2 separate regions of the Homo sapiens genome follow, and region 2 is linked to region 1. A link is an interaction called in ENCODE POLR2A ChIA-PET data of the cell type or tissue named here. Cell type or tissue: Panc1. All regions are shown on one strand. Links, peaks and the distances in the headings refer to the core of each region. The heading gives the core; the rest is flanking DNA. Region 1 overlaps PLEKHS1 (pleckstrin homology domain containing S1). Region 2 overlaps CASP7 (caspase 7).

The links. ChIA-PET counts read pairs that join two places held together with the same protein. Peaks named below come from ENCODE experiments on the same cell type or tissue, not always from the same donor. Only the 100,000 strongest peaks of a DNase experiment are listed, where the experiment ranks them.
Region 2: POLR2A ChIA-PET joins it to region 1 with 6 read pairs; 4 of 35 experiments call an interaction of 5 or more read pairs at or near these places.

Annotation. Positions count from the first base shown.
Region 1 is chr10:113,778,193-113,795,931 of GRCh38, reverse strand. It overlaps PLEKHS1 (pleckstrin homology domain containing S1), which reads right to left. Exons shown (of 13, transcript NM_001395068.1): 13 at 12,503-15,330. The coding sequence ends at 15,151. Among named protein-coding and RNA genes, the nearest start is that of MIR4483, 9.0 kb to the right of the region's middle. In Panc1, for the core only: no CTCF peak of the experiment used is centred there; a DNase peak (open chromatin) is centred at 7,011.
Region 2 is chr10:113,730,691-113,745,686 of GRCh38, reverse strand. CASP7 (caspase 7) reads right to left here. Exons shown (of 7, transcript NM_001227.5): 7 at 14,782-14,996. Among named protein-coding and RNA genes, the nearest start is that of PLEKHS1, 13 kb to the left of the region's middle. In Panc1, for the core only: no CTCF peak of the experiment used is centred there; a DNase peak (open chromatin) is centred at 9,573.

The DNA of each region.
Region 1 (17,739 bases), core at 5,976-8,475:
AATGTGTCTTTATGTCTTCAGGGTGTCTTGTGCATAGTGGGTATTCAGTGCATACTTATAGAGTTGTGTTGGAATAGGCAACTTACGTTTTAAGCATAGCTTTCTATTTTTCTTGGCAAATTTTATTCTGGGAAAGGAACGACATAAGCGCTGAACACATAGACATATTGTTATTCAGTCCTGCCACAATGATTAAGTTTGGTTTTATTTCCAGACCTGAAATGAAAATCAGTTAACATATGGGAAATGCTGCACAATTCCTCTCTACCTGCCTGTCATTTTCTAAGGAAGTGCTAGCTGCATGCTTTCCCATGTGGTTTTACAGTGGATTTATGTTGTATTAAGATACTGTGGTTAATAAGCATTTCGATATGAGAGTCAGGTAGGTTGACACTTACTGGCTAAGTTTGCCCTGTGCTGCCCCCACCTAAGCAGGGCTCATGTCACACAGCAGGGGAGACTTCATGGCTGAATTTTCATAGGATGGCACCAGGGGCAGTTGGGCACTCAAGGAGTGGGTACAGTGAATGCACTTTCCACCTCCTCACTACACCTTCCCCTGTCCTATCAGTCCACATTCTTTAAAGTCACTGCAGTGTTTTTGAATGCTAACTTTCTATACACTTTGCTTCCTTTCCAAGTGGCAATCTTCGTGTCTAGAGTGATGGGATCCAGAATTTTCCCATCTGAAAAGACATACGTTTTTCCTAAATATTCATTTAGTCTTTAATAATTGGCATCCCAAGAAAATCAACAGAGCGTTTAACGGTAGCAGCTTCACCTGATGGTCCCTGAGTCTTTAAGTGATTCCCTCGTACCATGCACTCGAGGCAGAAACTCCCACTAACTGCTGGGGACCCCGACCTTGAAGGCACAGCATTTATACTGAGAAGCTGGGTGACAAGTAGACTGACTGCCATTATAGATGAACAGAAGCAGGTGTGGATGCTTCAAGCCATGGTGGTGATGAGAAAAGTAGTTCTTTCTCAACCTAAAAGACAATAACCAATGTTGGCTTACTTTGAAGCCAGATCACTTCCAGAACCCTGAAGTCACATAGTCACAGGATTTGATTGCTTTATTTTGTGAAGGACAATGAGGGAAGTGACTTTTTTAGATCATGTCATTTCTATATTAGAGGTCTAGCTTTAAATTCTTGAACTGCTTGGGGCACAAGGACTGAAAATATGATAGAACCCAAGCTTCTAGCCTAGACATTCTCTGATACAATATCATGCAGAAAGAGTTGTATTTGTTTAAGGGCTCAAAGAAATGAACAAAGGATTAAAAATCCTGAGAGAAAGATAGAAAGAGACAAATATCAATAGGCACACAAGAGAATGAGTCTAAGATTATAACAATAATCAAATGTGGAACACTTTTTTAAGCATAATGGGATTAAAATAAATTTTGACTGCAAAACAAAGACCTCAAATAACTATCTTCCTCTGAAGAATTTTTGGGAAATGTGTCTCTGGAAAGTATGTCATGTGGCTGCCATCTGTCAGATGAAATTAAGGAAATAAATCTGCTGATTCGTTGACCAGCCAGCCTGTCATTATTGTTCTCTCAACATGAAATAATAGACAAGTTATTAAGTTAAAAGGTTTTTGGATATTAACTTTAAAAAGGAGAAGAAAGGATAATTTTCAAGTGGGAAGAAAAGTAGGTACTGGAAACCACCTTGATTTTGTGTTGACATCAAGATATGACAAACAAAACATGACGTCTATTGACATTGGCAAAAATGAAATGTTTCAGTGATACCCAGAGAAAGTCAAGACAAATGAGTGGGATTTGTTTTTCCATCAAAGGGTAGGGCAAGTTTTAGGAATCTGGGTGAGATGTTGCATCTGTTAACATTTTGTGGGGAAAATTAGTTCACATAGACTGATAAATCCCAGTGACTGTAGAAACCATCTGGACTTCCCATATTCCTCTCCATAACCTCTCTCCAACATGGACTGTCTTTCCTAGTTAGACAAGAATGTGGAGTTAGATCTTAGTTCTACAACTTAATAACTGTATGACCTCTCTGATCTTTAGTTTCCCCATCAGTAAAATGGGAATAATCCAACACCCAACCTTATAAAAATTATTGGGAGGATTAAGTGAAACAATGCTTACAGAGGGCTTGGCTCGCTTCCTGCTGTAATCACTCAACAGATGGTAGTTTTCATTATTTTTATGTGCAGTGTCTCTTCACTATTATGTTCATTTTAAGTCATTTTTCTCCCTATGCTCAATCTACTTGTCTTTCCAAATGTCATTCATCCTTTAAGTCCCAATTTAAGACCTGCTTGTTTCAGGGAGCCTTCTTTGAGTACAATAGCTTGTATGCATGTTCACTTTCTCTGAATTCTTGCATCACTTATGGTTTATATGGTGGGTTAGGCACCTAAATACATTCTCTCTTCTGTTTCACAATACTTAGTTCATGCTAATTATTCATATTTCCGTGAATGGATTTAGACTGATAGGCCTTAGGGTTTCATGGGTTTCTTAAAAGATTACATTACCATTTGTCAAAAAAAATTTCCATTTTACTGATGCAGTGATTGTGACCTAGAAAGGTGAAGTGAATTTTCCAGGCTAAAGATCAAACTCAGTGGTACATCAGTAGGACTCTAAAGACTGTGCCTTATACAGTGGGCCTTGAAGGGAGGCCAACCTGAGTGAGAATCCATCACCTCAACACAGTTATTTAACCTCTCTGATCTGAAAAATGACGTTGACAGTACTTACCTTGCAGTTGTTGAGGAGATTAAATGGAATAATGTTTATAAAGTCCTAGCACAGCACCTCACATTGTTGAGTAGATGTTCAAAAAATCAGATCCCTTTCATTCATTTTGTTGGTTTTCAGACCGAGTCTTTCTCTGTCACCCAGGCTGGAGTACAGTGGCATAATCTCGGCTCACTGTAATCTTCAAGTGATCCTCCTGCCTCAGCCTCCTGAGTAGCTGGGACTATAGGTGTGCACCAACAGCCTGACTAATTTCTTTATTTTTAGTAGAGACAGGGTTTCACCATATTGGCCAGGCTGGTTTCAAACTCTTGACCTCAAGTGACCCACCCACCCTGAAGTGCTGGGATTACAGATGTGAGCCACCGCAACTGGCCCATTTCTTTCTGCGTCTTTAGGAATAAAGAAGATACCTTTTATAGCATCTACATTCCAAACCTATATTAAGCAGCACTGAATAAATTCTTGGTTTAATGACTCAAGGGCAAAGTGGAGGGCTTTTGCTAGTGACAAATGTTAGAACTCTATTATCCCTAGAGTCTCTGAACTATACAGCTCTAAGAACTCATCTACATAAGCAAAAGCAACTAGAGACTTGGGGTACCCGTGGGCATTGCAGCTGCACTTTGTGGAAGGCTTTGCATTGTGAGATGGTTACCTCATATTTCACTTCAATTTGACATGCAATTGTTATTATTTCAAGCACTCTTAAAGACTCTTGTGGTTTTTAAATTTTATTTTTAAAGACTCTTAAATATAAACACGACCAAGGTGTGGTTTTGTCCTCAAAGAATCCATGGATTTGTGTGGAATAACAGATATATTTACAAATAACCTCAATAGATTTGCATGCTGCAGAGGGAATGGATACAAAGTGATGTGGAAATACAGATGGGACAATCAATTAGGTCCAGGAAGGAGAAGCAAAGAGAGCTGTTGAGAAGCATGACATTTGAGCTAGACCCTGTGGGTTGAATGTTTACCAAGTAAATACATACTTTATTAAAATCGTTCAGAGCACTGCAATATGCTTCATGCTTCTTTTCTCTTTAATTCCTAGATCACAGAGAGTTAATAAGGCAATCCTGATATTGTTTTAATGATCTGGGTGATCTACATTCTCAAAATCTAGCGAATTGGGAAGGAGGGATAGCAGGGGAAAGGAGGGTTGCAGAGGTGAAAATGCTCTGATGATCATGAATAGCATGCAAATGCCTAACAGCCACCATGAGACCATGTGAAGGGAAGCATCCTTCCTGAATTGATGGCGACACTAGTATCAAGTCTATTTATATAGCTCAATAAATAAAGACTGCATTAAACATGTTCACAGCACTGCCTAATAAATCCACAACCCAGCTCAAGTTTGGCTTATGTAAACTGGGAGGAATCTTGGCAGAGCCCTTTGCAGTTTCACTCACTTCAAAAGTGTAAGATATTAATTAAGGAAAAGGTAGATTATAGCATCTAGGCTGATTTGTGCTGGCAACATCTTGCTAGCAATCTGTAATCGCTCAAGACTAATTTCTTCCTAAATATCCCTCTTCTTGAGTTTAAGCCCACGCCTCCTCCACTTAGCTCGCAGTTAGAGCTTCTCGTCTCCTAGCTAGGCCTTATGATTTGGTCATTATTTAGACTTTTGAAGACCTTTTCTCCTACAGTGTTAAATTTTATGTGATTTTGCCTGGCAAGATAATGGGATTGCAAGACAGTCTATGAGAAATCAGGGTTGGATTAGCATATAAGGAAAACACACATACACACACACGCACCAAGAAACCCCAAAACAAAACATTTGGTCAAGGGGTTACCTTTCTTTGGAGCGCAGCAAAATCCTGCCAGTCCCAAATATGCAAAAATAGCAATTATGTTTTCTTATCAACTTCCAAAAGAAGGCTTTAGGGGAGAAAGTGTAATTTCTAGCTACTTTAGCCACTGTCAATAGCTACTTAGCTATTGATAAGTTGAGAAATATGCCATTTGTCTTGGGTGCTTTACTGGTATCTTTCCACTTTCTCTGAAATCTAGCTTCGCACATCCTGCTCTTCTGGGCACTGAGTGCCCTCTTGTCCTTTCTTGCCATCTTTTTGCTCTGTTAAGATGCATATAGTCATTTACACTTTAGTATAAACGGATCTTCAAGTGGAACCCCTGGTTGTTGGGGGTAATTTTATTTTAAGATTTGATGATTATAGTAATTATTAACTATAAAGGAGTTAAAGATTCTCATTGAGCAGGTAGTCAACTGTTTCTTCTGCGGGGAAACTCTTAGGAGATTCACATGAAGTACTGTTTTAGAAAAGGCTGCTTAATTACTCCACGGGAAAGTGACTCCTGCCTTTTTTCTGTATGAACTATAAATGAAGCCCATTTCCAACATTGAAAGATGCCTTAATATAAAACTTCCCTACCCCGGTTTAGAGTCTAAGAGGGAAATTTTCTTTTGTATTTTTTATATATGCCATATAAATTTACATACCATAACATTCACCTTCTTAAAGAGTACAATTCAGTGGTTTTAAGTATATTCATGTAGTTGTACAATCAACCTCGCTATCCAATTTCAGAATTTTTTTTTTTTTGAGATGGAGTCTAGCTCTGTCACCCAGACTGGAGTGCAGTGGTGCAATCTCAGCTCACTGCAACCTCTGCCTCCCAGGTTCAAGCGATTCTCCTGCCTCAGCCTCCCAAGTAGCTGCGATTACAGGTGCCCACCACCACACCCAACTAATTTTTGTATTTTTAGTAGAGATGGGGTTTCACTGTGTTGGCCAGGCTGGTCTCAAACTCCTGACCTCGTGATCCCCCTCCCTTGGCCTCCCAAAGTGCTGGGATAACAAGCATGAGCCACCGCACACAGCCCAATTTCAGAATATTTTAATCACCCCAAAAAGAAACCCATTAACAATCACTTCATTCTCCCTTCCCCCATTCTCTGGCAACCAGTAATCTACTTTTTGTCTCTATGGATTTGTCTGTGCTAGACATTGTATATAAACAGAATCATGCAATATGTGACCTTTTATGTCTGGCTTCTTTCACTTAGCATGATGTCTTCAAGGTTCATCCATGTTGTAGCATGTATCAGTACTTCATTCTTGTTTGTTTGTTTTTTTTCTTGAGACAGAGTCTCACTCTGTCACTCAGTTCGGAATGCAGTGGCACTATCTCGGCTCACTGTAACCTCCGCCTCCCAAGACTCAAGTGATCCTTCCACCTCAGCCTCCTGAGTAGCTGGGACCACAGGTGTGTGCCACCATGTCCAGCTAATTTTTTATATTTTTGATAGAGACGGGATTTTGCCATATTGCCCAGGCTTGTCTCAAACTCCTGAGCTCAGGAGATGCATCCGCCTTGGCCTCCCAAAATGCTGGGATTACAGGCATGAGCCACCATGCCCGGCCTCTTTTTTATGACTAAATAATATCCCATATTATTTATTCCATGAATATATCACATTTTATTTATCTATTCCTCAGTTAATGGACATTTTCACTTTTTGGCTGTTATGAATAACGCTACTATGAACATTCATACACACGTTTATGTGTGGACATATATTTTCATTCTACAAGGGAACTTTTTACCCCTAAACAATTTTCACACCTGTATCCTTAATTAGGCTATCACCTCCCTGAGGGAACATATTTTATTCCTGTTAATATCACCAGTGCCTGACAGTCCCCTGAACCCAGAAGATGCTGGAAAAGTGATGACAGTGACAGCCGACAGGGATTAGGGAGTTCTACAGGACGCTTGAGAACTTCTTTGGCCCTCCAGTTACATTCTGGTGGCTGTGCACTGGGGGTTTGACCTGTTCTAGAATATTAAGTGAATCCTATTCATTCTTCAAGACATGAAATCCCTCCCACTACATCTCTGCACCCCAAATATATCCCTCCCTTGAAGCTTTTTCCAAACCAACTAGATAGAATTAGTCTTTAAGCCTTTTGTGTTTGTAACATTGAGTTGTGACTTTAACAAAGGATTTAGGATAATCATATTTGCCTTGTAGGTATCTATGTGTATGTTTTTATTACCTTCACTTGATGACGAGGTCTACAAAGCCAAGGATTCTTTATTATCTCCTGTCCAGAGGACTAGCCTAATGCCTTTGTCACTAGAAGTATGCATTAGTTTTGTATTAACTTGAGTATAATATAGAGCCAGATGGCCAACTCAAAGGAGGGTTATGAAACGCGTTTACTAGTCATAACAGAAGCTGCCACAGAATTCCCCTGGCTCCCGGAACCACAAAAGGAACCACTTTTGTGATTCTTCTGGGCAATAGGCCCAAAGATGAATGCGTGTTACTGAAATGAGAGATGTATAAAAACGCTGAGTCATTCTATGAGTCATTCCAACATGTTCCCTGTTTTTACTTTTGGAAAGTGAGCTCCATGTCTGATCCTGTCTGCACCGCCGTCCCTTGCTGGATTATTCTCTTCCAGAGCTCAGTTTCAGCTCCTCTTTCAGGACGCCTGTGGTCTCCAAAGCCAGTCTTTCTGGTCTGAGTTCTGGCTCTGTCTGGTACTAGCCATAGCCCTGAGCAAGCGATGTATCTTCTCTGTGCTTTGTCTCCCCATCCGAAACCCGGGGACAATAAGAGTCCTGGTCTCGCAGGGCTGTTTTTTGTTTTGTTTTTGTTTTGAGAGAGGGTCTCGCTCTCTCACCCAGGCTGGAGCGTAGTGGCAGTATCTCAGCTCACCGCAACCTCCACCTCCCGAGTTCAAGCTCAAGCGATTCTCCTGCCTCAGACTCCCGAGCAGGTGGGATTACAGATGCCCGCCACGACGCCCAGCTTATTTTTGTATTTTTGTAGAGACAGGGTTTCTCCATATTGGCCAAGCTGGTCTTGAACTCCTGACCTCAAGTGATCCACCTGCCTCGGCCTCCCAAAGTGCTGGGATTACAGATGTGAGCCACTGCACCTGGCCCACAGGGCTTTTATAGGAGTCAGTAGAGTGTTTGAATATTGCCCGGCAGATAGAAGGCACTCTCTGCATGTTAGTCATGGTTGGCATTCTGTTCCATCACGATCTCCTTCCTTTCTGAACCCTGCTATCACCATGTAGTTTGATAGTTCATTGTCCTCTGATTTTTCTTGGAGAGTGATTTTACACTGCCTCTAATTATTTTTCTGGTGGTCTCACCTATCCAGAACATACTTGAGAGCCAAGAGGCAAGCAAATGGCAATACCTCCACCGCCACCACCACCACTAGCACCAAGGCAACTGAGAACTCTAAATCAGTGTCACAGAACCCCTGGATTAAGAACCAACATCTTTACTCATAAAACCTCTTGGACCTACACTCAAAGCCTATTGATTCCTAGTGTGTATGGTTAGAACAAGCTGCATCCTCTGCTTTTGCAGCCCACAGCATAAACAAAGCAGTCTAGGATCAATTGGCATAGGTGGGAATAGTCCCCCACAGCTCAGTACTCCTTAGGAAATATTTAGAGTGTGGTAGATACTTAGAATGCCCATAACCATGTCCCTGAGTGGGAGGAGTTTAAGAATACAGGAAAGTGTTAAGAAATTTTAGAAAGATTATGATTCATATAAGCTAAAAATTAAACTTACAGAATAGTGCCATCTCAAATCATATCAGGTAAACAAAAGATCATGGTATGCTCAACTTTTCTCTTCCTCACTGTGTAGTAAGCTCTTTTTAAGAGAGTTTTAGATCTTCTATTTCTTTTATGTCCCCATAACAGCACCAAGCCTATTAACTGCTGCATAGGAACCTTAGAAATCTCTTAATTGTTGAAAAAATAGCTTACATTAAAAAGGCCCGGCATGGTGGTTCATGCCTGGAATCCCAACACTTTGGGAAGCTGAGGCAGGCAAATCACTTGAGCTCAGGAGCTCGAGACCAACCTGCAACGTAGTGAGACCTCATCTCTACAAAAAACACACACACAAAATTAGCCAGGTGCAGTGGTGTTTGCCTATAGTTTCAGCTACTCAGGAGGTTGAGGTGAGAGGATCGCTTGAGTCTGGGAAATCAAGGCTGCAGTGAGCCAAGATCCTGCCACTGCACTCCAGCCTGGGTGACAGGAACAAGACGCTGTCTCAAAAAAAAAAAAAAAAAAAAAAAAAAAAAAAAAAAAGCCCATAGCTTGATTTTCAATTAATTGCATCTGACCCCAGACCAAAAAGTAGTTATTAGCCTCACATTGGAATGACTCTGATAACATTTTTTGTGGTGGTGGGGGGGGGGGGGGCGGGGGGTGGTGCTGGGGTCAGATGCAATTAATAAATACCAATTTATGAACAAGGTTTGTGAATTATATTTAACAGAACATTCCTTCTTTTAACATATACTTATTGAGTACTTGTTATGTGCCATGCCCTATATTTATATGCTAGGAATATGGTGGTGAATAAGAAAGATGTGAATTATTTTCCTCTTGGGGGCTTAATACTCTGGATCAGTGCTGGCCTCTAGAAGTTTCTGTGATGATGAAAATATTTCACATCTGTGCCATCTAATACAGTACCAAATTGCCATACAGGGTTATTGAATGCTTCAAATATGGCTAGTGCAACTGAGAAACTGAATTTTAAATTTTATTTAATTTGCATTAGTTACAGTTAAATGGCCCCATGAAACTAGTGGCTTCATATGAGGCAGCACAGCTCCAGAGCCCAGTGCTGTGACTGCAAGGGGGCCCCTTAAACCTCCCTTCATTTTCTAGAACCATCTAACCAGAGTTGATATGGAGAACGGCCCCTAAGTCCTACCAGATTCTTGATCATTAGACAAAGACTTCATTAACTCAGACATTTTAAAGAGCTTTTTCAGTAAAACACATATCTTGCATATCCACAAAGTTCAACTTCACTGAAGAACTCTGAGTTAATACAGCTGAATCTGAGCATCCTCTCCCTTTGGGCCTGTTTATGATACTTTAAATTCCTCTTATCATCTCAAGGGAAAGTCACTTGGCACAAGCTCTGGAGAGAAATGGGATGGAGGTGGGGGGATCGTGGTGCGCCATCATCTTACCTTATTAAAGAATTATTGTGATTCTCCACCTGTCCTCTCCACTCCCCCTCAATATACACAGACACACACACATTTAGGTACATATATTGAATGTACAGTGGCTCAATCTCTAGGTAGAGAAGAATACCTTGCTGGAATCTACACTCACATGTTGACAGCTTCAAGTAAGGATGCATGTATTTGGCCCTCTGCATTCATTCCTTATCCTACCAGCTGCTTTTAAGATTTCACTCTGAAGGGTTTGCATCCTCAGCCGAGAGAACAAAGTGGAAATATATAGACTCCCTCTGTGGCCTGTTCTGCAGGCATAAGGCAAGCATTTGGAAGGGAGAGCAGGCCGGAGAGGTGGTAGCTCCAGATGCCCTGCTGAGAAGTGTGAGTGCAGGGAAGGTGTTGGCCTGGGAGGTGGAGGCATGGCATGGAGCTGGGGAAGCCCAGGCCAATATCTCCACATGTCTGGGCTCTGGTTTCTTCTCCAGCAAGACTGAAGGGCTGCACCAGATTTGAGCCGAGGATGTGATGGCCAAGAATTGCTCCAGTCCATTCTCATGACCTCCTTTCCTCCAGAAATCTGCCAGACAGGGCCATCCTGGCAGGACAGCTGAGCCAATCACTTTGTAGTCCCCAGCCCCACATTCACCCACCTAGAACCAGGTCGGGACAAATATCAAGGGCAGTTCTGGAAGGGGAAATATCACAGGTGGCAGAAGAAACTGAGGGTGGGTGTGGACGTGGCTGTGGTGGGCAGTGTGTCAGGAGGGTCTGTCCCACCCTCTTAGCTCTGGCAGAATCATATAATTATATATATATATATATATATATATATATATATATATATATATATATATATATATATATGAGGCACAAGTGTTTTTCTAGCCTCGGCCTGGGAACTGTCTGCATCTCCCAGCAGCCTGTCCTATACCTTTCTTTTCTTAGCCGTGCAGCAGAAGAGGGCTCTAAAAGCTGAGGTCTGAGACAAATGGCTTGATGACTGGGCTTTGGGGCCAGTTTGGTCATGAGCTTCCCTTGGGGCCACTCCCATTTTCAGGAGAAAGAGCCTTGTTGGACCCCTGGGGAAGTGTGGTCCCCAGGCCTGGGAAAGAAGGGGCATAGAGGAGTGAACCCGGGCCCTGAGGAGCGGCAGGCAGAAGTGGCTTTGCTGAAGCCAAAGCTGTGGGCTCCTCTCTCCACCTCAACTGCACAACAGCATGTGGCAGTGCCCAGTTCCTCCAGGCACTGGTTGTACCCTTCCCTAAGTAACAGATAGCAAGGAGTGAAAGCCAGGCTTCTCCCTTCAGGAATCAAGCCTTTTTGCAGGTGGGGAGGGGGTGACAGCCATTAACGTCTTTCGGAACTATTGGAAACTGTGGGCCTTCTCCCCTCAATAACGCCCGTGTGCGTCCTCCACATTCTGCAGCCTCTTGGGAGGACTCGCGTGCCTCTCCACGGGACCCCAGGCACAATGCTCCCCAGTGTATGTTCCCTGTTCCACCTGCAGTCAGATCCCCTTCAGGGAAGGTGGCTGTTAGAATGCAGATTCCACAGCCCCACACCGGATCTGCAGAATCAGAATCTTTCAGTTGGGGAAGCCTTGGAATCTGCCCTGAGATTTTCCTTGAGAACAAACTCCTCATGTGAGAGAAGCCCCCAGAGCAGGATCCTAATAACAAGGACCCCAGCTGGCCCTGATGTTGGAGGAAAGTTTTGGGATTAAGAGAGGGCCAAGGGTAAGTTGGCTGATCTCCCCGTGCTGGGCTGGGAAGAGCATGGGATTGGGAGCCAGGAGTTCTGTGTTCTGGGCCCGGCACTTCCTTGAGCCATGTCAGTGATTCAACTCCTGAGGCCTCCCGCTGTTCTTTGCCTCATTGAGGGGGTGGAAAGACTGGTGGGTAAGGCTTGTCCACCAGCCTCCATTTAGCATTTATTGGCCTGGTAGTGTGGCCTCTGAGCAGGCCCAGGGAAGGATCTTTGGGCTTCAAAGCCGTGTATCCACCCACACTATTGGTTGCCAGGTGGTTTTACCTGCAGGTTTTTTTTTTTATTTCTTTCATTGTAGTGGCTTGGCTTCTCATTTCTGAAAGTTTAAAAAATATGTACATGTGGCCGAGCACGGTGGCTCATGCCTGTAATCCCAGCACTTGGGGGGGGCCGAGGCGGGCGAATCACCTGAGGTCAGGAGTTCAAGACCAGCCTGGCCAACATGGCCAAACCTAGTCTCTACTAAAAGTACAAAAAAATTAGCCAGGTGTGGTGGCGGGCGCCTGTAATCCCAGCTACTTGGGAGACTGAAGTAGGAGAATCGCTTGAACCTGGGAGGCGGATGTTGCAGTAAGCCGAGATCACACCACTGCACTCCAACCTGGATGACAGAGCAAGACTCTGTTTTAAAAGAAAAAAAATGTGCATATATATTTATATATACATTCCCACGCTTGTATTTTTGTATTATAAAAGTGACATATGCACATTGCAAAAAAAAGTATTCAAACATTACAGAAATGCCTCTCTTCCCATGGCCAACCCTGATCGTATTTCTCAGAGATAACTCTTTACTAAAAATTTGACTCTAAGTTTTAATTTTTTAAAAAAGCACGTAGAGCAAAAGTGGGACAAAGAACACCTATGGAGTGTTTACTCCTGATCAGGCAGTGTACTTATAAGGAAACCTCACAGTAGCCCTGGGAGGTACGGACCTCTCACTCTAGTAAGGGTTGAAGAAATTTGATATACACATATACATACACACAAACACCAAACATTTATTTGTACAAAAGTGGGATGATGTTATCCTTATTATACAACTTGATTCTTTCATTCTTAATGTATCACGAACAATTTTACAGAACTGTGCCTGCTGAACATTTTAATATCTACAGTGTTCAATGATATGAAATCAGAATTAAGCAATACCCACATGATTTTTTTTTTTTTTTTGAGACTGGGTTTTCCTCTTGTTGCCCAGGCTGGAGTGCAATGGCATGATCTTGGCTCACTGCAACTTCCGCCTCCCGGTTCTAGTGATTCTCCTGCCCCAGCCTCTCAAGTAGCTGGGATTGCAGGCATGTGCCACAATGCCCAGCTAGTTTTGTATTTTTAGTAGAGACAGGGTTTCTCCATGTTGGTCAGGTTGTTCTCGAGCTCCAGACCTCAGGTGATCCACCTGTCCCGGCCTCCCAAAGGGTTGGAATTATAGGCATGAACCACCACGTCCAGCCTGATTTTTTATTATTACAAACAGTACTGCAGTAAACTACTTTTTTTACATGTATCTTTGTGTATTTGTGTATTTCTGCATGATAAATTTATAAAAGTAGAAACAGCAGATCCAAAAGGGCATGCGTTCTCACATTAAATAAAGAAATCCCCAAGACCAGGTAATTTATAAGAAAAGAGGTTTGATTGGTCCACAGTTCTGCAGGCTGTACAGGAAGCGTGGCAGCATCTGCTTCCGGGGAGACCTCAGGAAGCTTTCACTTGTGGCAGACAGAGCAGGCATCTTACACGGCAGGAGCAGGAGGAAGAGAGTGAGCGGAGAGGTGCTGCACACTTTTAAACAACCAGATCTCACGAGAACTTACTATCACGAGAACAGCGCCAAGGGGATGATGCTAACTCCTTCGTGAGAACTCCACCCCCACGACCTCACGATCCAGCTGCCTCCCACCAGGCTCCATCTCCAACACCGGGGACCACAGCTCGACATGGGATTTGTTAGGGACACAGATCCAAACCGTATCAGCATGTAAATGAAAAATTTTTAATACTTTCCGAACAATCTGGGTAACAGGAAATGAAATGTATTTGAATGTCTCTTCTAAGTGCTGAAGGTATTTTCAAATCCAAGTTCAACTATGAGGCTGGCATCTGGACATTTGTTTCCCAGAGCTGGTTTTAGATTCTTGGTTCTGCAACTGAACGGTTATGAAACTTGGAGAAACAAAGAAAATATGCCTTTCATCGCTCCGGGGCTCGATTTTTTCCATGTGAAGCATGGTAAAATACTCTTTCTGAAGCCTGTTTTTGCTCTAACACCCCCCGATTTGATTAGTGCTTTAGCTCTCTGCCTTTGTTTTCCTATTTATATAAAAGAATTTTATTCCTTTGGCCTTCCAGGATCAATTAGTCAATGGATCCATTAGTGAAGAACTTTCAACCTTGAAGTGCTAAGTAGTTCTGTTATTGCTTGTAGAGCAAGCTGATCTTGGCTGCATGTGATGTAAAACTGCTGCGACTTCTAAAATCGTTGCTGAGTCTTTAAGAGAACAAGATACTTATTGAATCCAAAAGGCCACTCTGTCTCAGCACTCTGGCCTGTGGGGTTGAAGAGAGGCAGGTGTTTGGGAAGGGGATGTTTGGGAAGGAGGTGTTGGGGAAGGAGTTGTTGGGGAAGGGGGAAGGAGGTGTTGGGAAGGAGGTGTTGGGGAAGGAGGTGTTGGGGAAGGAGGTGTTTGGGAAAGAGGGGTTTGGGAAGGAGGTGTTGGGAAGGCGGTGTTGGGAAGGAGGTGTCTGGGAAGGAGGTGTTTGGGAAAGAGGTGTTTGGGAAGGAGGTGTTGGGGAAGGAGGTGTTGGGAAGGAGGTGTTTGGGAAGGAGGTGTTTGGGAAGGAGGTGTTGGGAAGGAGGTGTTGGGAAGGATGTTGGGGAAGGAGGGGTTTGGGAAGGAGGTGTTGGGAAGGAGGTGTTGGGGAAGGAGGTGTTGGGGAAGGGGGAAGGAGGTGTTGGGAAGGAGGTGTTGGGGAAGGAGGTGTTTGGGAAAGAGGGGTTTGGGAAGGAGGTGTTGGGAAGGAGGTGTTGGGAAGGAGGTGTCTGGGAAGGAGGTGTTTGGGAAAGAGGTGTTTGGGAAGGAGGTGTTGGGGAAGGAGGTGTTGGGAAGGAGGTGTTTGGGAAGGAGGTGTTTGGGAAGGAGGTGTTGGGAAGGAGGTGTTGGGAAGGATGTTGGGGAAGGAGGTGTTGGGAAGGAGGTGTTTGGGAAGGAGGTGTCTGGGAAGCCTGATCAGCTATCACATCTCCCTTGGGAATCTTGCCTTCATGCAGTGAGTATTTGCAACTGTATGTCCCTTAACAAAGAAGGAATTGTGTGGACCACATCCTCACAGAACACAGCATGTATTACATGAAGGACTGACCCAATCTGTGTCTGTGGTGTTTGGGACAATAGCTGAGATAATAAGGCCTTCCAATTCCCCCAGGTTCTCCAATCATGCCACATGACCCTCTTAGCATCTCTGATACAATAACCAGAGAGGGGATAGTCATCCCCATTGTTAAGATGCAGATGCAGAAATTCAGAGGGGGGTGCCGACTGTCTCCTATCACATGGCAGCAGCAGGGGGCAGAGCTGGACAGTCCCAGCTCCATCCTGGTTCTGCTGCCATGGGTCTGGGGTGCGTTACTCCCTGGCTCCTTTCTGCTGGCTCTTTTTAATGGCCGGACTCCTCTTGGGAGCTCTGTTCAGTCTAGGCTTATCCAGCTGAGAAGGTGCAGCACTTTGGCATTTTGAGGGACACATACAGGATGCAGCATGGAATGTCTCTGAATTTGGGATCCTGCCGATGGTAAGCTTTAATTTCTAAAACACAAGAAAGAAGAAAGTTAAATGGCTAAAGATTATCTTTAAGATTGTTGCTTCCCAATCTGTCCTCATTCATACCCTTGGGAGCTGGTATTGAAGAAAGTCCTGCAGTGAACTGTAATATCTGGGCCAGAAATAGACAGGGATGACTTACTTGGCTAGTTAGGTGGAAGGTGGATTTTTATTTTCTGGCATCCATGGCCTGAAAAGGAAGCTGAGCTTTTAAGGAAGGATCCAGGTAGCATTGATGGTGCTCTAAGGGGTCCAATTGCACCAAGAATTAAAAAGGCCTCTTCAAACAAGTGAATCAAAATGAAACCACCAGACAGGACTCCCCCAGACAAGATTGGGAGGAAACTTAAACTTGATCAGTTTCTCCTGCAACCTGTCATGTCCTTCCCCTGCACACACCTTCTCCCCTTCCCTTGAAAATCTCAGTTCTCTCCCCTCCCAATCCCTGCCCCATCCCCACCCCAACCTCCACTTCCCTCATCTGTAGCATAACAGGAAGGAGAGTAAATGGGATTGGCTCAGGCACTTTAAAACATCAAGGGCCAATGGCTGTTCTTCCTTTGGTTCCATATCTCCCTTTTCCAATATTCTTTTTCCTTCCAGGGACTATGTGTTTGAATTTTAAAAGAGCAGTGGATACCCATCAACACAAAGAAATCAGGAATGGAGGCAGTGGGAAAGTAAGGGAATTTTCTATCTTCCAGATAATCATGAAGATGAATACTGCATATTTCTCAATAGCATGTAGGGGCTGTTATCAATTAGAAAGGGAAGGCAGAACGAGCACAAGAGAAATGCAATGACTCCACAGTCTAGAAAGGCAGTCAGGATAAACTGCAGTCAGCAACACCCAGGTACAGTTCCTGGATCTGCTCACAGGCAAAAACCCTTTTCTTGGCTTCTGAATTAATGCCTGGATCTTTGGGTCAGAGTAGTGTTTGGTAACTTTCAGAAGAGTTCAGAAGCTTATATTGACCACTTGGCCCCAGTGTATGTGGATCCTTTTTTTTTTTTTTTGAGACAGAGTCTCACACTGTTCCCAGGGCTGGAGTGCAATGGTGCAATCTCGGCTCACTGCAACCTCCGCTTCCTGGGTTCAAGCTATTCTCCTGCCTCAGCCTCCCCAGTAGCTGGGATAACAGGCACCCGCCACCATGCCCAGCTAATTTTTTGTATTTTTCATACAGACGGGGTTTCACTATATTGGCCAGGCTGGTCTCGAATTCCTGACCTCATGATCTGCCCACCTCCGCCTCCCAAAGTGCTGGGGTTACAGGTGTGAGCCACCACACCCAGCCCAGTGTGGATCTTTGGCAGAGAAAATGTACTATAGTTACCAGATTGTTGGACTAGGGCCCTGAAATCTACTTCTTTTCCACCATGCAGTCTCCTATCCAGTCTTCAAAACCTAAGCCAAACACCACTTTCTTTGAGACACCTTCCTGGCCTCCTTCATGTAGATTTACTCCATTCTACCTCTGTGATCCTATGGCCCTGTGTTCATATCTCAGGGCACACACTGTATAGCAAGTAGCACATAACATGCCTGCTTCATCCACTAATCTGTGAGCTTCAGCTCAGGCTGAGGCCATTTTTGTAGCTCTTGAATTTAGCACAGTATACAGCACCCAGCAGATGCTCAATAAATAGTGAATGGGCCGGGCGCAGTGGCTCTCGCCTGTAATCCCAGCACTTTGGGAGGCCGAGGCGGGCGGATCACGAGGTCAGGAGATTGAGACCACGGTGAAACCCTGTTTCTACTAAAAATACAAAAAATTAGCTGGGCGTAGTGGCCGGCGCCTGTAGTCCCAGCTACTCAGGAGGCTGAGGCAGGAGAATGGTGTGAACCCGGCAGGCGGAGCTTGCAGTGAGCCGAGTTTGCGCCACTGCACTCCAGCCTGGGCGAAAGAGCGAGACTCCGTCTCAAAAAAAAAAAAAAAAAAGAAAGTGAACGAATGTGTACTTGCCCTGCCACTAACTAGTTATATATCTTAGACAACTCATTCACTTATCCTCACTGGAATTACTCATTTAGGGTAATGAGTAATAGGGATGGCACAATTTGTGTGACCAATGGGATTATTACGTAGTGCAGAAGAGATAAGATGTGTTCTTAATATAGATATGCTACACAATCACAAAATTCCTAGAGCTGGAAGAAATTTGGAAATCATCTAATACAATGGTTTTCAGAAATTTGAAGCCAAAGAACTGTTTTTTAAGGAAAGCTAACAGGAAAGTCCAATATTTTGGACTAATCTTTTTTTCATAAAAGATAAAAGATAAATGTAAGCTTCTCCAGTTGAAGACCCAGCATACTCTCTCCTTCCTCTCCTCTCCTTTCACCTCCATCCTGGGGATGCAAGAAGCACAGTTTGAAAACCAGCCTCTCAC
Region 2 (14,996 bases), core at 8,601-11,100, 53 kb after region 1:
CCAATGAGACCACCACTGGGGCAGAGGGAGGGATGATGAGTTCTTCCTCTTTTTTCTTTCCTTTCTTTCCCATTATGGCCCTGAATCTTAGTAGGTCCAACTTGCTTGGCACTGGGCCAAAAGGGTCAGTGTTGGTAAGGAAGGGGTGGCAGTGCAGTCGAAGAAAAAGTGGAGTAGGAAGGAAACCCCCAAATTGATGGTCCTGTGCAGTGGCCTCTTTCCCACCAGCCCATCACATCTGTAGGGTGTGGTGTAACCCTGGAACCCTATGTTTCCTAGAACTCCTGTTGGTCAGTGATAGAGCTTCCCTGCTGCTCTGGATCTAGGAGCAGCCCAATTTTTTTTTTTTTTTTTTGGCACTTCAACTGCTATCATAACAGAAGCAACCCTATTTCATTTCTGGGACCTGGAGAAGAAAGAACATATTCCATATGGATTCTGTATGAATCATGAATTTGAAGAATCAGGTAAAGCCCATGAAATCAGACCACACATCCCACTTAGCATCGTGTTTTATTCTTCTAAAGTTTTTTATTCTTCTGAACTCAACTTCTAAACGTTTATTGTTCCAAGAGATGTATATATTTTTAAAACGTTTTCATTCCTTTCACCTTCTATTTAAGTTGAAGGCAGTTAATAAGAAAGAATATTTCCTTTCAGCATTTATTGGTACCACTTGCATAACAGGCACAGTTGGGAATTTTGAAAAAAGAATTAAACATAGACTTTGCTCTTAGGGACCTTATAAACTAATATGGCAGATAAATCTGTACAGAAATAATGTGTCAGTCAGGGTCCCAGCAGGAAACAGCATGCTCAAAGGATTTATTGAAGAGAGTTATTGCAGGGTCTGTCTGCAGAGGTGGAGGCAGGGTTAAAGGAGCAGCAAGAAATGGTGGTGGGATGGTGGTGTAGCAAGAGTGGGAAGACTTCACCTCCTCTAGGCTTGCAGGGATGAAAGGAGGGAGAAGTATTACCCAATTTTGATGAAAGCTGAAGTCATGAGATAAACCTACACTATAGGGGTAGTGGCCGTAGTCAAGATATATGGTTACTTGTCCAGACCATGGCACAGCATGGAGGGAGCAGGGGGGCTGGGGTGGGGTAGGATGGGAAGAAGCCAGCAGAGGAGATTAACAAGAAGCATTCAGAGGAGCATGTGAAAAACCAGGAGTGTGTGGCGTCTAGCAGTAGAGACAAGGTTTGGGTGGGTGGGGGGCAGCCACCTCACATGCTGCCAAGAGGAAGGGTGAGATGGATTTGGTAGGGTAAGGACAATTGCGGCTTTGGCGAGAACCATTTGGTGAGTGGTGTGGAGCAAAAGTCTGATTGGAGCAGGTTAACTAGAGAAATGGCCCATCTGTTGAGGACCCTCACGGCAACAAATGGTGGAAGAGAGTGGAGAGGGACTCTGGAGGGGCAAGTGGAGATAATCCAGAAGGAGTATAATATGAGGATATTAAGTGGCCAGTGCTGTCAGGGCAAGGCAGAGCAAGAGCATGGGATTCAGAGAAGAGAGCCATTCTCCCAAAGCAGGAAGAGAAAGAGACAGAGGGAGATCTCATGGAGAAGATGGTGTCTTGGCTGGGTCCTACAGGCTGGTGTGGCCAACAGTTTCCATTTAATGCCCCCCACCCCTCCATGTCTCAATTGCCCTGGGTACCCATGTAACTCGTGGACAGCAGACACACTCTTGACCCCAGCAATGGCCCAGTCATGGTTCAGAGGCAGAGGGAGCCTAAGAGGGAAACTGGGTCAAAGGATCCCTCTCTTTCTCTTGGCAGGGCCATGGGGATGGGAGAGCATTTTGCTTCCTTGAGGGAAGCTAGCCTTGCAATGAAGATGACACAGGACAAGGGCAAAACTGAAAGTCACAGAGATACAGAGCAGCAGTCAGGATGACTTGGCAAACTCTGGACCAAACTGTGCTTGAATTCCATACTTCCTCTGCACTTTCTCATTATGGGAAACTAAAAATGTCCTAACTGTTTAAGTCAGTTTTCATTAAATTGTTTTGTGAAATGTAAAACATCTTGATTGAGAGCTATTATGATTTGGACATTAGGTAATTGGTCCAAGGGTGAAGATGAGGGGAGGGAGTTTGGAGGCAGAGAAAATATAAGAAAAAGGAAGGTGATTCAATATAACATAGTATGTACTAGCATAGAGTCAGACTTCCTGGGTCCATTGCTATGTTCCGTGATTTGGAGAAGCTACTCAACCTCTCTATGCCTCAGTTTCCTTGTCTATAAAATGAGAATGATAGTATACTTGATAGAGATGTAATGAGAATTAAATGAACTTATACTTGTAAAGAACTTAGAGCAGTGTTTGACATAGAGAAAACACATTATAAGTGCTTGTCCAATAAATGAAGGGCCTCGTGTCTGTACTTTACAACTGAACTTGTTCATGAGTCCCACCTGTAAAGAGAGGGGCTGGGCTCCTCTCGGAGTGTGAAGACTCTCCAAATACTTTATGTAGTGACAATGTGGGTGTCAGGTAATTCTTTCCATGTTTCATATGAGTAAATAGAGGTTTCAGGAAGATCAAAATCATTTAAGAGAGAATCTGATAATAAACATCATGATGGAGTTAAAGCCCAGGAGACCAAGAATTAGGACCCTGAGTTTATGCTTCTGCTCTGCTTCAACTCACTGAAGACCTCAAGTCTGTCCCCTTTCTTCTTCTTAAGGGTATGGGGGTTGACCAGATGATCTTCAGGTACCTAACAGACCTCATAGTTTCATAATAACACCACTGTAATTGATTCTACAGTTTAGCATTTACCAAGCATTTGGACAGCGTCTTCTGCTCATATAAAAACCTTGTCAGACAGGCAGTATGGATATTATTTTCCCTGTTTTACAACCAAGAAGGGAAGCCAGCTGATGAAAGCTTTTATGTCAGGTATGTTATCCCTGAGGGTAACAGGAGTTGAATCGCACTGGGAAACTCTGGGAGCTGGTGGAAAACACCTGCCTCAGTGTTATTCTATACAGTGGGGAGGGAGCTGGGGTATTTACATACCAACCGTGCCAGTCATCAGAGAACATTAATTTATTGGCATTTCTAGCCTGTCATACATGTAGCAAAGTGGGCTCAAGGGACCAGAGGAATCCTTGGGGCAAAAACACATGGATTCTGGCAGTTGAGAAAAGGCCAGTGCACTGACATGATTAGTATGAGGAGATATGGGCAGCCACCATCAGCATCTGCTACAGTCTTCTTGGGAAGGTGCTCTTGTCATCTCTACTTGCAAATAGATGTGTAAAATGTGATTTTAGTTGAGTACATTGCTATTCTGAACTCAGTTGCCTTACATGGCAAAACAGACTTTGCAAATGAAGCTTAGAATCTTGGGATGGGAAAATGAAACTGGTTCAGGTAGAATGGGGATGCCTGTAACCTCAAGGCAGGCCCGGCATAATCACAAGGGTCCTTACAAGAGGGAGGGGGAAGGCCAGAGGGTGGGGGGAAATGCTATTCTGATGGCTCTGAAGGTAGGAGAAGGGGCCAGGAGCCAAGGAATGTGGGCAGGTTCTAGAAACTGGAAAAGGAAAGGAAAATGTATTCTTTTCTAGAGCCTACAGAAGGAACCAGCTCTGTGGACATCTTGATTTTTTTTTTTTTTTTTTTTGAGACAAGTCTTGCTCTGTCACCCAGGCTGGAGTGCAGTGGTGTGATCTCGGCTCACTGCAACCTCTGCCTCCCAGGTCAAGCAATTCTCATGCCTCAGCCTCCTGAGTAGCTGGGATTACACGTGCTCGCTACCATGCCCAGCTAATTTTTGTATTTTTAGTAGTGACAGGGTTTCATCATGTTGACCAGGCTGGTCTTGAACTTCTGACCTCAGGCGATCCACCCGCCTTGGCCTCCCAAAATGCTGGGATTACAGGCGTGAGTCACTGTGCCCCGTCTTTTTTTTTTTTGAGACAGGGTCTCACTCTATTGTCCAGGCTGGAGTGCTGTGGTATGATCTTGGCTCACTGCAGCCTGAACCTCTGGGGCTCAAGCCATCTTCCCACCTGAGCCTCCCGAGTAACTGGGACTACAGGTGCATGCCACCATGCCTGGCTACTTTTTGTATTTTTTTTAGAAATACAAAAGGTTTCACTATGTTGCCCAGGCTGGTCTTGAACTCCTGAGTTCAAGCTATCCTCCTGCTTTGGCCTCCCAAAATACTGGGATTACAGGTGTGAGCCACTGTACCCAGCCATGCTGACATCTTGATTTTAAACTTCTGACTTCAATAACTCAAAGAGAATCAATTTGTATTGTTTTAAGTCACTAAATTTGTGATAGTCTCTTACAGTAGCAATTGGAAACTAATACAGAGAGAGTGGATATTGGGTGGGTTAATGGAAGAGTCTACCACAGATATCTAGCAGGTATCTTGAACAGCTTGCATAAAACAAACTTTGATTTTCGTCATTCTTACCTCTTGCATCAAAGCTGTTCCCAATCTCAGGAAACAGCCCCATGTCTTCCACCTGCTTAAGCCATAAGCCTTGAGGTCATCCTGGATTTCCAGCCTGTTTTTGTTTTGTTTTGAGATGGAGTCTTGCTCTGTCATCCAGGCTGGAGTGCAGTGGCTCGAGCTTGGCTCACCGCAACCTCCGCCTCCTGGGTTCAAGTGGTTCTCATGCCTCAGCCTTACAAGTAGCTGGGACTACAGGCTTGTGCCACCACACCCAGCTAATGATTTCTAGCCTTTCCTCACATTCCCACCTCAAATTTGTCAGCAAATCCTACTGGCTCTTCCTCAGTAGGTGTATACTTATCCCCAAACTCACTGAGTTGTATATATTATATATGCACAGCTTTTTGCATATCAATCATACCTCAATAAAGTGTTTTTTTTTTTAAAGGCCACGCCCAAATCGGATGCCTTCTCATGACCCATTCCACCTGCCATCATTTCCACCTAGGTCATGACTGCAGCAGCCTCCCACCTCGCTCCCTGCTCCACTCATTCTCCCGCTAATCCATTCTCCAGAGTGTCTTTCACAATTGTACATCAGATCCTGTCACTCCCCTGCTCCAATCCCTCCAGTGGTTTCCCGTTTCATTAGAAGGAATCCAATGTGCTTTCCACAGTTGAAAGCCTGACTGATCTGGCCCTGCCTGCCTTTTGCCCCTGCTTCCAGCACCCTGCTCTGCAATACTTTTTAAAAAATTATTATTTTATTTTATTTTTCCATAAGTTATTGGGGTACAGGAGGTATTTGGTTACATAAGTTCATTAGTGGTGATTTGTGAGATCCTGGTGCATCCGTCAGCTGAGCAGTACACACTGCACCATGTATGTTGTCTTTTATCCCTCATCCCCCTCCCACTCTTCCCCCCAAGTCCCCAAAGTCCACTGTATCATTCTTGTGCCTTTGCGTCCTCATAGCTTAGCTCCCACATATCAGTGAGAACATATGATATTTGGTTTTCCATTCCTGAGTTACTTCACTTAGAATAAGAGTCTCCAATCTAATCCAGGACACTGCAAATGCTGTTAATTCATTCCTTTTTATAGCTGAGTAGTATTCCATCACATATATATATTTCTCACAGTTTCTTTATCCACTTGTTGATTGATGGGGATTTGCGTTGGTTCCACGATTTTGCAGTTGTGAATTGTGCTGCTATAAACATGTGTGCACAAGTATCTTTTTCGAATAATAACTTATTTTCCTCTGGGTAGATACCCAGTAGTGGGATTGCTGGATCAAATGGTAGTTCTACTTTTAGTTCTTTAAAGAATCTCCACACTGTTTTCCATAGCAGCTGTACTAGTTTACATTCCCACCAGCAAACCCTGGCTTTTCTGATGCTTCTCAAAGAGGCCCAGGTTGTAGCTGCCCCAGGGCCTTTGCATTCACTGCTTGCTCCACCAAGAACCAAGCTCTTACACACAGTCACGTGGTCCACTCCCTCACTCCACTCCCGTGTCTGCCCAGCTGTATTCTCCTCAAAGAGACATTTCCCAGCCACTCTGTCTGACATGGACTCCTCTCTCCCACGTCACTGTTTCTGAGCTCCTTCTCCTACTTTATCTTTCTTCATAACACTCCTCTCTCTGTCACTCTCTCTAGAACTGTCTGTCTTCCCCACTAAAAGATAAATCCTACGAGGACTAAGATTGTTTTGTTCAGTGCCAACAACAGTGCTTGGCACATAGTTCAATAAATATTTGTTAATTGAAACACACGCACACACACACATATGGTTATTTATATGATTACTTCCTTTTGGATGTCATGGACAGTTAAGGGTAAGTGGTGACTACCCACGTAGCTGTGGTTTACCTAGAACACGGATTTGTGCATTTTTACAGAGCCACCCACATCTCTTATATCTTTATGCCTGAAAGAGAAATTGGTCTTCAGCTCCCACAAGTCCTGTCAAGCTAGAAGAGAAATTGTGAACCAACAGTAATTTCATTGAAAGTACAAATCCTCCAACACAGTCCCTTTCGATCACTGAAGGATCTTTTTGTGCTCTCAAATGAGAGGGACCATTGTCCCTGTTGAGTATGTGGGACACTGTTAAGTGCTGGTTGATTAATTATAGCAAATTCTTACCTGGCATTCTTACTTAATCAACTATTTCTAGCACATACCCAAATTTCCTGGTTTTTAAAACGATCATGCTCTTTTGCCCTTGGTACTACATTTTTGAAAAAGCTGATAGAATATATCTATTTTTTGCAAATTCTCTCCTGCTTTTTGTTTTGTTTTTTCTTTCCTCTTCCCCCTCTTATAACCAGTCTCATAAAGGGTGTAGATATCCCTTAGGACTCTCCTTATACTCTAAAGTTTCTAAACTGTTCAACTCACCCTTTTGGGACTATTCTACCACTGGTGATAAGATTGGCTGCAAATGGGAATCTCCTGGAAAGGTTTAACAACACTGCTTCCCGGGTGCCAGCCTGAGAGATCCTGATTTAGTTGGTCTGGGGTGCTGCCTGGGCATTGAGATTGGAAACCTCTCCAGGTGACTCTAAGGTGTTGCTAGTGTTGACAGTCATCACATCTAGTCCCTCTCATTAGAGTCTTTAGAACTCCTCTTAAGAATCAACTCCACTAGTTGGACATGGTGACTCATGCCTGTAATCTCAGCACTTTGGGAGGCCAAGGCAGGTGGATCGCCTGAGGTCAGGAGTTCGAGACCAGCCTGACCAACATGGTGAAATCCCGTCTCTACTAAAACTACAAAAATTAGCCGGGCATGGTGGCCCATGCCTGTAATCCCAGCTACTCGGGAGGCTGAGGCAGGAGAATCGTTTGAATCCGGAAGGTGGAGGTTGCAGTGAGCCAAAATCACTCCATTGCACTCCAGCCTGGGCTACAGAGCTGGGCTACTTTATCTAAAACAAAAACAAAAACAAAAACAAAACAAAACAAAACAAAAAAACAAAAACTAAACTCCATAGACTCCTTGAAATTTTCCATACTTCCTAAATTCACAAAGACTTGCCTTTTGCTTGATGACTCAGTTTTCATAAGAACACCCACCAAAGGAAATGTCTCCTTACTTGATTTTAGATTTTTTTGGGAGTTTGCAAAGCCATTTTTGTGTGTTATTTCCCTGGCTCCTCCCAACATCACTGTGAGGTGGGCATTCAGGGTTAAGATGAGGCAATGGAGCTAGAGCAATGGTCTACAGAGTTAGGCTAGGGCTGCCAAACTTAGGAAAACAAAGAAATACAACAAAAAATAACCCTAGCCAGGCATGGTGGTGCACGCCTGTAATCTCAGCTAGTTGGGCAGGCTGAGGCAGGAGAATCGTTTGAACCCGGGAGGTGGAGGTTGCAGTGAGCCGAGATTGTGCCACAGCGCTTCAGCCTGGGCAGCAGAGCTAGACTGCCTCAAAACAAAAAACAACAAAAAACCCACCCACACCGGACACCCATTTAAATTGAAATTTTAGATAACAAATAAGTTTTTAGTATATTTTGTGCAATATTTTGGGATATATATATTAAAAAATGGTTGTTCTAGCTGAAATTCCAATTTAACTGGGCATCTTCTATTTCATATGGCAACTCTACATATGAAATGTGTCCTCTTCTAAAGCTCAGGCCAGCGTCTTATGCCCTTCTCTTTCCTGCCTATGATCTCCAGCAGCTTGACTACATCCGCTTTTGGAAGACGTTCTTCCTCTCCACTGCATGGGTAGCCGTTATCCTCAGAAAGAACCTCTTCTGTATGTCAGCATCATTTGCATGTCCTTTTTTCTTTTCTTCATCCTAATCTCCTTTCTGTGGCCTCAATTATTGATAAGATCAAGCTGGTTTAAAAAACACAACCCAACATTTACTTGACTTTTGCTTGATGTCTTAGTTTTCATAACAACATCCAACAAAGGAAATGTCTCCTTATTTGATTTTAGATTTTTGGGGAGTTTTGCAAAGCCATTTCTGTGTGTTATTTCCCTGGCTCCACCTAACATCCCTGTGAGGTGGGCACAAGACCTGTGGAGGTAGGTATTATTTCCTAGGTACTCACATAGGACTAATTCTATTTGAGGATGAAAGAAGAAAGGTTTGGAGAGATTAAGAGACTCCTCAAGGTCATATAGCTTGGAAGTGCCGAAGTTGGGATTTGAACCTGGGGCTATCTGACACCAGGGCCTTTTTTTTCTTAATTAGCATGCTAGGAAAACAAGAAGATGGTATTGAGGACCTTGTGGCTTAGCCATTCAAGTTTTCCAGACTTGCTCAATTTGGCTTTCTGCAACTCCTGGGGTTTGGAACAATCATTGGATAAACCTTTTCCATTCCATGTGGGTGGCTAGAGAGATAAAAAGTGTTGACAATATAGCAACCCATAAGATGCATGCATATTCTTGGAAACCTTATTTTTAACCCTGAAAAAAAAAGTGTCACCACAAGGCTCTTGAAGAAAGATTTCAGCAGTCATTGCCAGCAAAGTCAACACTAAGTCAACCCAGGGACTTGCTCTTTAAACACATTTGCTGAGGCTAAGGGGCAAATAGTTTATACGATTCTGGGTAGCTGGCCACAAATATGTGTCAAAGAGGCTTTTTTCCAAGTGTTCAGTATCTTTTTTGGTATAAGCTTCTCCTGTGCTTTAGCCCTCTGTAAATATTTGTGCAATTAATGTATGCTGGCAAATGTCTCAAGAGGAAAGCAGGCTACATTATGCCAAGCAAAATTGTAATTAGTAACACAAAAGAAAAAGAATTTGTCTCTTTCATCTCAGTGCTTAAAAACTGTCAGCACTTAAGGCAGCTGGAAGCTTCAGAAAAGATAATTTGCAAAAGCTGATTTTCCTAAGCGGTTGAGAATGGGTCCTATATCCTAATATATTTTTAAAAACCACATTCACTTGAGAATTCTGTGTTCCCTTCCCTACTTAACATTAATCTAGTTAATTACAAAAGGTGCTGTAGAGAAAAGTTCCTTTAAAAATGTCAACCTCAAAATGTTGTTAAGGGGAGCATTTTGCATTGTGGCACCTATGAGGCACTGGAGGAGAGGGAATACATGAGTGGCCCATCTTGTCTAGAAATGATTGCCTAAGTGATGCAATCGAGAGGAAGAGAAAGACGTGTGCCTGCTGACACCAGCTGGAGAAGTCAGTGCACCTGGACCCATTCAGTGAAAGCTGTCTGCTGATCCACCCCTCCCTCACACTTCACAGTCTTCCTCAAACCTGCCTGGCCAACAAGGGCTTGGCATTCCTGTGCAGCCTCTGGAAGTTTCTGGACAAGAATGCTCCAGTACTGAACTCATTTATGCCCTGAATCCTTTGCTATTCAATCTGGGGATAGGATGGCTAGCCAGGTCTTTGAACAGCCAATGCGCTGCTGGCCCCTGGGTGATCTTTTCCAGCTGTTTAATTTGGGCTTTGCTGCCACTCCTGCAGATCTGCAAGGGAGTCTTTTGGTATCAGAATAATCCATGTTGTCTGAGGACCACCTGCCTCAGAATATCTAGGCAGGTTGGTTAAACATGCAGATTCCTGGTCTCCACCCTAGACCTATTGATTTGCAATGAGGATGCAGTGGGACATAGTGATTTCCTTCCTAAACCGATCTTCCAGGAATTCTCAGGCCATCTTCTACCTGCTAACCTTAATTTCCTCTCCACCACCTTCCCTTCAGCCTTTTTTGGAGGCTGGAATGGAAGATGATGAAAACAGTTCCTTTGGAACCTCTCTTGGAATCCCCAGGCAGGATGCACCCCCTCTGTATTCCTGGGTAATGTACACATGACTGTGTTACAGCCACTAAGCCCTAGAGTGATTTGTTCACCTCCTTTGGTATAAGCATCCTTTCTTGGTCATCTTTCTAGCCCCATCCCTAATATGACATCTGGCATCTAGTAGGACTCTGAATGTTTGCTAAATAAAGCAGTCGCTGATCTAATCCCTTCACTTCTGGGAGACCTCAGGTTGAAAGCATAGACTGAAAAGCATGACTAAGGAAGAGACCTGGAGGCAGAAAGAGCAAGTGAGGCATCCAGGGGGGCATCTTCCGTTCTTGCCCCTCCATGAGCCTCATGTCATCGTCATCATCATCATTCATCACCATCATCTTTGATATCTACTACTTGTCGATTACTTTGTAACTGAGCAGCTTAGTTTCAAACTGTTTTAAGAACTTTTTTCCTTTCCTTTTCCACCTTATGCTCCCATGCCTATGCACAGTTATTTACCTAGATTCTTGTTAAGCTCACACCATGCCCACTTATCTGGTCATGTATTTCCTTAGAAGCTTCAGGGGCCGAATCCTGACATGGACGAGGCATCTCTGGAACTCTCCCCCTAGCGGGAGATGACTTCAAGGACGGAGTTCACTCCCAGCGAGACATTAACTGCACAATTGACTGCAATTAATTTGTAAGCTGGTTGGGCCCAAGATGGTGCTGGCCCCTTCGCCAGTTGGAGCAATAATTTAAGATAAGCCATCGGAGTGAAACATGCCACCTGGCACCTCCGAGCCCCTCCCCCTCCCTGTATTCCAAGCCTCTATTCTTAAACCATTGCCCACTCTCCAGAAACTGAAAAGGTGGCAATTTTCAGAAAGGATTCTGACCTTTTCCCCTTGTTGGCATTGGATAATAAAATTCACTCTCCTTTGATCACACCTTGTTCTTGTTATTTTGGCTTCTTTCTGTAAGTGGTGAGCAGCCAGATCCTCTTTCGGTTACAACTTTGTGCCAGGCATTGTACTAAGCATTTCATGTACATTATCTCATTAATTTTCACATTACCATCTTCATATGTAGATGAGGAAACTGAAGGACTGCCTAAGGTTATGTGGGTTATGTGAGTATTAAATGGTTAAATGACAGAGTTAGGATTAGAACTTGGATCAGACTCAGAGCCTAATTTTTAAACATGAATGGTTAAAAGCACCTCTGCTAAAACGTTTGATGCTATACTAATTGAGATCTACTTAAAATAACGGAAGCTAGAACTAGCAACGGAGACCAAACCTATCTCACCATGTACACCTTCCTCTTTCCCAACTCTTTCTCGAATCTTATACTATTTACTTGGGTCAGACACTTAAAGCTCGCGAAATGCTCAGCCTCGTTTATTTGCAGCCATAACCCCATGTGCCTTCCAAATTTAAATTCTTTGACAGTTTGGCTTTAAATGATTACAACAAATATTTGTTAGAAAACTGCAGTGCCATAAATATTCATAGTGCCATAAAAACCAAAAGTTATGCCGAAGCAAACTCATCGTATTTGGCTTTTGTGTTTTCTGATGTTTGTTGCGTACTTTTAGAGAGCCGATCATGCATGAACCTACAAGTTAATGGAGTTTCCATGTCCACCTCAGTACTGTGGTGGTGGCTGGGCTTTCCAAATATGTCCTTGGTGTGTTTGTGTTAATGATTTATGAATCAAAAAGAATTATTTGCCACCTGATCCAAAACAAAGCCCTGAGGTCTATCAAAAAGGTGACCTATGGCTTGAGGGCACACTGTCAAGGAGAAATAATAATTCTCCCAGTGTCCACTGGGCTCTAGGGATAGGACAGGTGGAAAAGAAAGCTCTGAAGCCTCAATGCTCAGCAGTCCTGCCACCAAAAAAAGCATGCAAGAAATGGCTCCTTTAATCCTATTATGTTTATGAAAACATTTTAAAGGCTGCAATTCACATTCACAGACACTTTGAGATCATATAAATAATCCTTTTATGCCACTCAGCAAAGGCTTATTTAACATGGAGCTGGGCAAAGAGTGTAAAAAGTGTACTATGTACTTTAAGGGTATCGTGGAATTTTAAAAGAGGTTAGGAGAGCTTGAAAACCTGTCTTCCATGAAAGCTCCAAAATATTCTTTTATTAATCCTTTGTAGGCATGTACTATCAGCTCCATGTTCAGTGCAGAGGGGAGACCAAAAAAAAATATATATATATATATACATGTGGTCCTTGTCCTCAAAATAGAGCTTCCTAAACTGTAATGTACACATGGACCACTTGGGAATCTGGTTAAAATGCAGATTCACGTTGAGTAGGTCTGGGGCGGGGTTGAGAGTCTGCATTTCTGACAAGCTCCCAGGGGATGCTGATGTGGCCAGTCCAGGCACTCGCTCAATGTTGCAAGGCACTAAAACATTTACAAGCAAACAGTATAAAGTAGCTTTCTGATCTGCATGTCTTCGAAGAATTCTTTAGGATACCTGGGCTGCTGCTATTTGTCCAGTGGCTAATTAACACAGAAGAATTTTTGCTATAAACTGATGACCAACACAGCCTCTTACCTGGCCAGAGGTTTTCTGGAAAAGGGCCTGAAAGATGAAAAGCTGGCAAAAATGGTGTGCTTCGAGGAAGTCAAAGGCAATCAATCCTTGGTCACCAGAGTAGCTGGTAATAAAAGATTTCAGGTGACGCACTGCAAGACTGGGCAAAATAAGGGATTTGTCAGCCAGTGTCTAGGACATTTTGGTGGATGTTGTTTTCTTTCTCACAGAGAGGCCTTGGTTTCCTCGAGGTTTTAAATCATGTAAATTCAGTGACCGCAGGACTTTCAGACCGATTTGTAGCAGTTCATAAACACATTGGGCTGATGACAGCTTGTGGAAATTTGCTCAGAGAAAAAGCCCAGGGCAGAGCCCAAAGCTGTCTGTGAATGTATTAATAGTTAATATATTTAAAAAATACATTTATTTTTTTTTAATTTTTTTATTTTTTGAGATGGAGTCTTGCTTTGTTGCTAGAGTGCAGTGACAAGATCTCAGCTCACTGCAACCTCCGCCTCCCAGGTTCAAGCTATTCTCCTGTCTCAGCCTCCGGAGTAGCTGGGACTACAGGTGCCCACCACTGGTGCCTGGCTAATTTTTGTATTTTTAGTAGCGACAGGGTTTCACCATGTTGGCCAGGCTGGTCTTAAACTCCTGTAAACTCCTGACCTCAAGTGATCTGCCCGCATTGGCCTCCCAAAGTGCTAGGATTACAGGCATGAGCCACCGTGCCTGACCCAATAGCTAAAAATTTAAATAACCTAATGGCACCCTGAGGAAAATGAAAATCCAAACAGAAATCCAGCTTTGAGCTCATAAAGCCAGTGGGGATGCTGTAGTCTGCACTGTCTTCCCATAGGACAAGGGCAGTGCCCTGTCTGATACTCCTGTGAGGAGGAACTGGGGTTCTCAACAACGATGAGAATTGGGAATGTATATTCACCAGGACCGAGTTCTCCTTTAGGGTAACTTGTCCTCAGAATTTCGGAATATAAAAAGTCTGGAAAGTTTAGAATGAAAGTGGTATCACTGAACACATTCCCAAGTTGAACTCGGATTTCTGATCTCAATAAATAAGTGTCTGCCCATGGAAGTATTCAAGGACTAAGACTCTTTATTAAAAGTCTAAGGGATATAAGGTAATATTCATTATCTGTAAGGTATAACTTCCCAGAGAATTCAGGAAAAATTAATCCTGACACTTGGGAGCATTTCTTTCCCTTTAATGAAGGTTACAAGGCAAATAAGTAGATTGTATGGTGTTTACTTCAAATTGCAATGCACTTAGGCCCTTTGATTTCTGTGATAGAGACCTTTATTAGATAGCTTATTTTCCAAAGAACAGCCTGTGAATTCTGGGAATAGTAGTGTAGATGTCTGTTATGATCTCCAATTTTGAACATGTGGCATATTTTAGATGGCAGGAAACCAAGGACAAGTCTAGTAAACACACCCAAAATTAGTTTTCTTATTTGAAAGAAGATACTTTTATGTTACCTGATTTTATTGCCAAAATTAATAAATGGCAGCCCATCACAAACATCTTTCTAAATTGATTAACCCTTTATGTGAAGAGTCCTGGCTTCCCAAGTGATAATTTACTTACTAGTGTACTCACTTCAAAAAAATTATATATTATGTGTTGAGGTCAAGTCAATAGGGTCAAATCTTCTTCTTCTTTTTTTTTTTTTTTTGAGACAGAGTCTCACTCTGTCGCCTAGGCTGGAGTGCAGTGGCTCGATCTCGGCTCACTGCAACCTCCACTTCCTGGGTTCAAGCGATTGTCCTGCCTCAGCCTCCTGAGCAGCTGGGACTACAGGTGCCCACCATCACACCTGGCTAATTTTTTTGTATTTTTAGTAGAAGTGGGGTTTCATCATGTTGGCCAGGCTGGTCTCGAACTCCTGACCTCAAATGATCCACCCACCTCGGCCTCCCAAAGTGCTGGGATTACAGGCATGAGCCACTGCGCCCAGCCAATAGGGTCAATTCTTATCCTGTTTTCTCTTTTCTCATTTCTCCATTGCCATAAATAACTTCAAAAGGAAAGCAAACTGGACTGGTTAGGAATTAAGCAACCACATTTTTAATCAATAAATATGAACATTTGTTTTTTAACCAGTTACTATTAGGCAGAAAAAAACAGTCATTTATCAAGAATTCAAAAGATAACACCATCTTGAAAACAAAGTGCCAAAAATCTTTGCCATAAACTCTTCCTCACTTATAGAACTAAAAGTAACAAATATTTACTCAAAATAAGGCTTGGAATAATCTA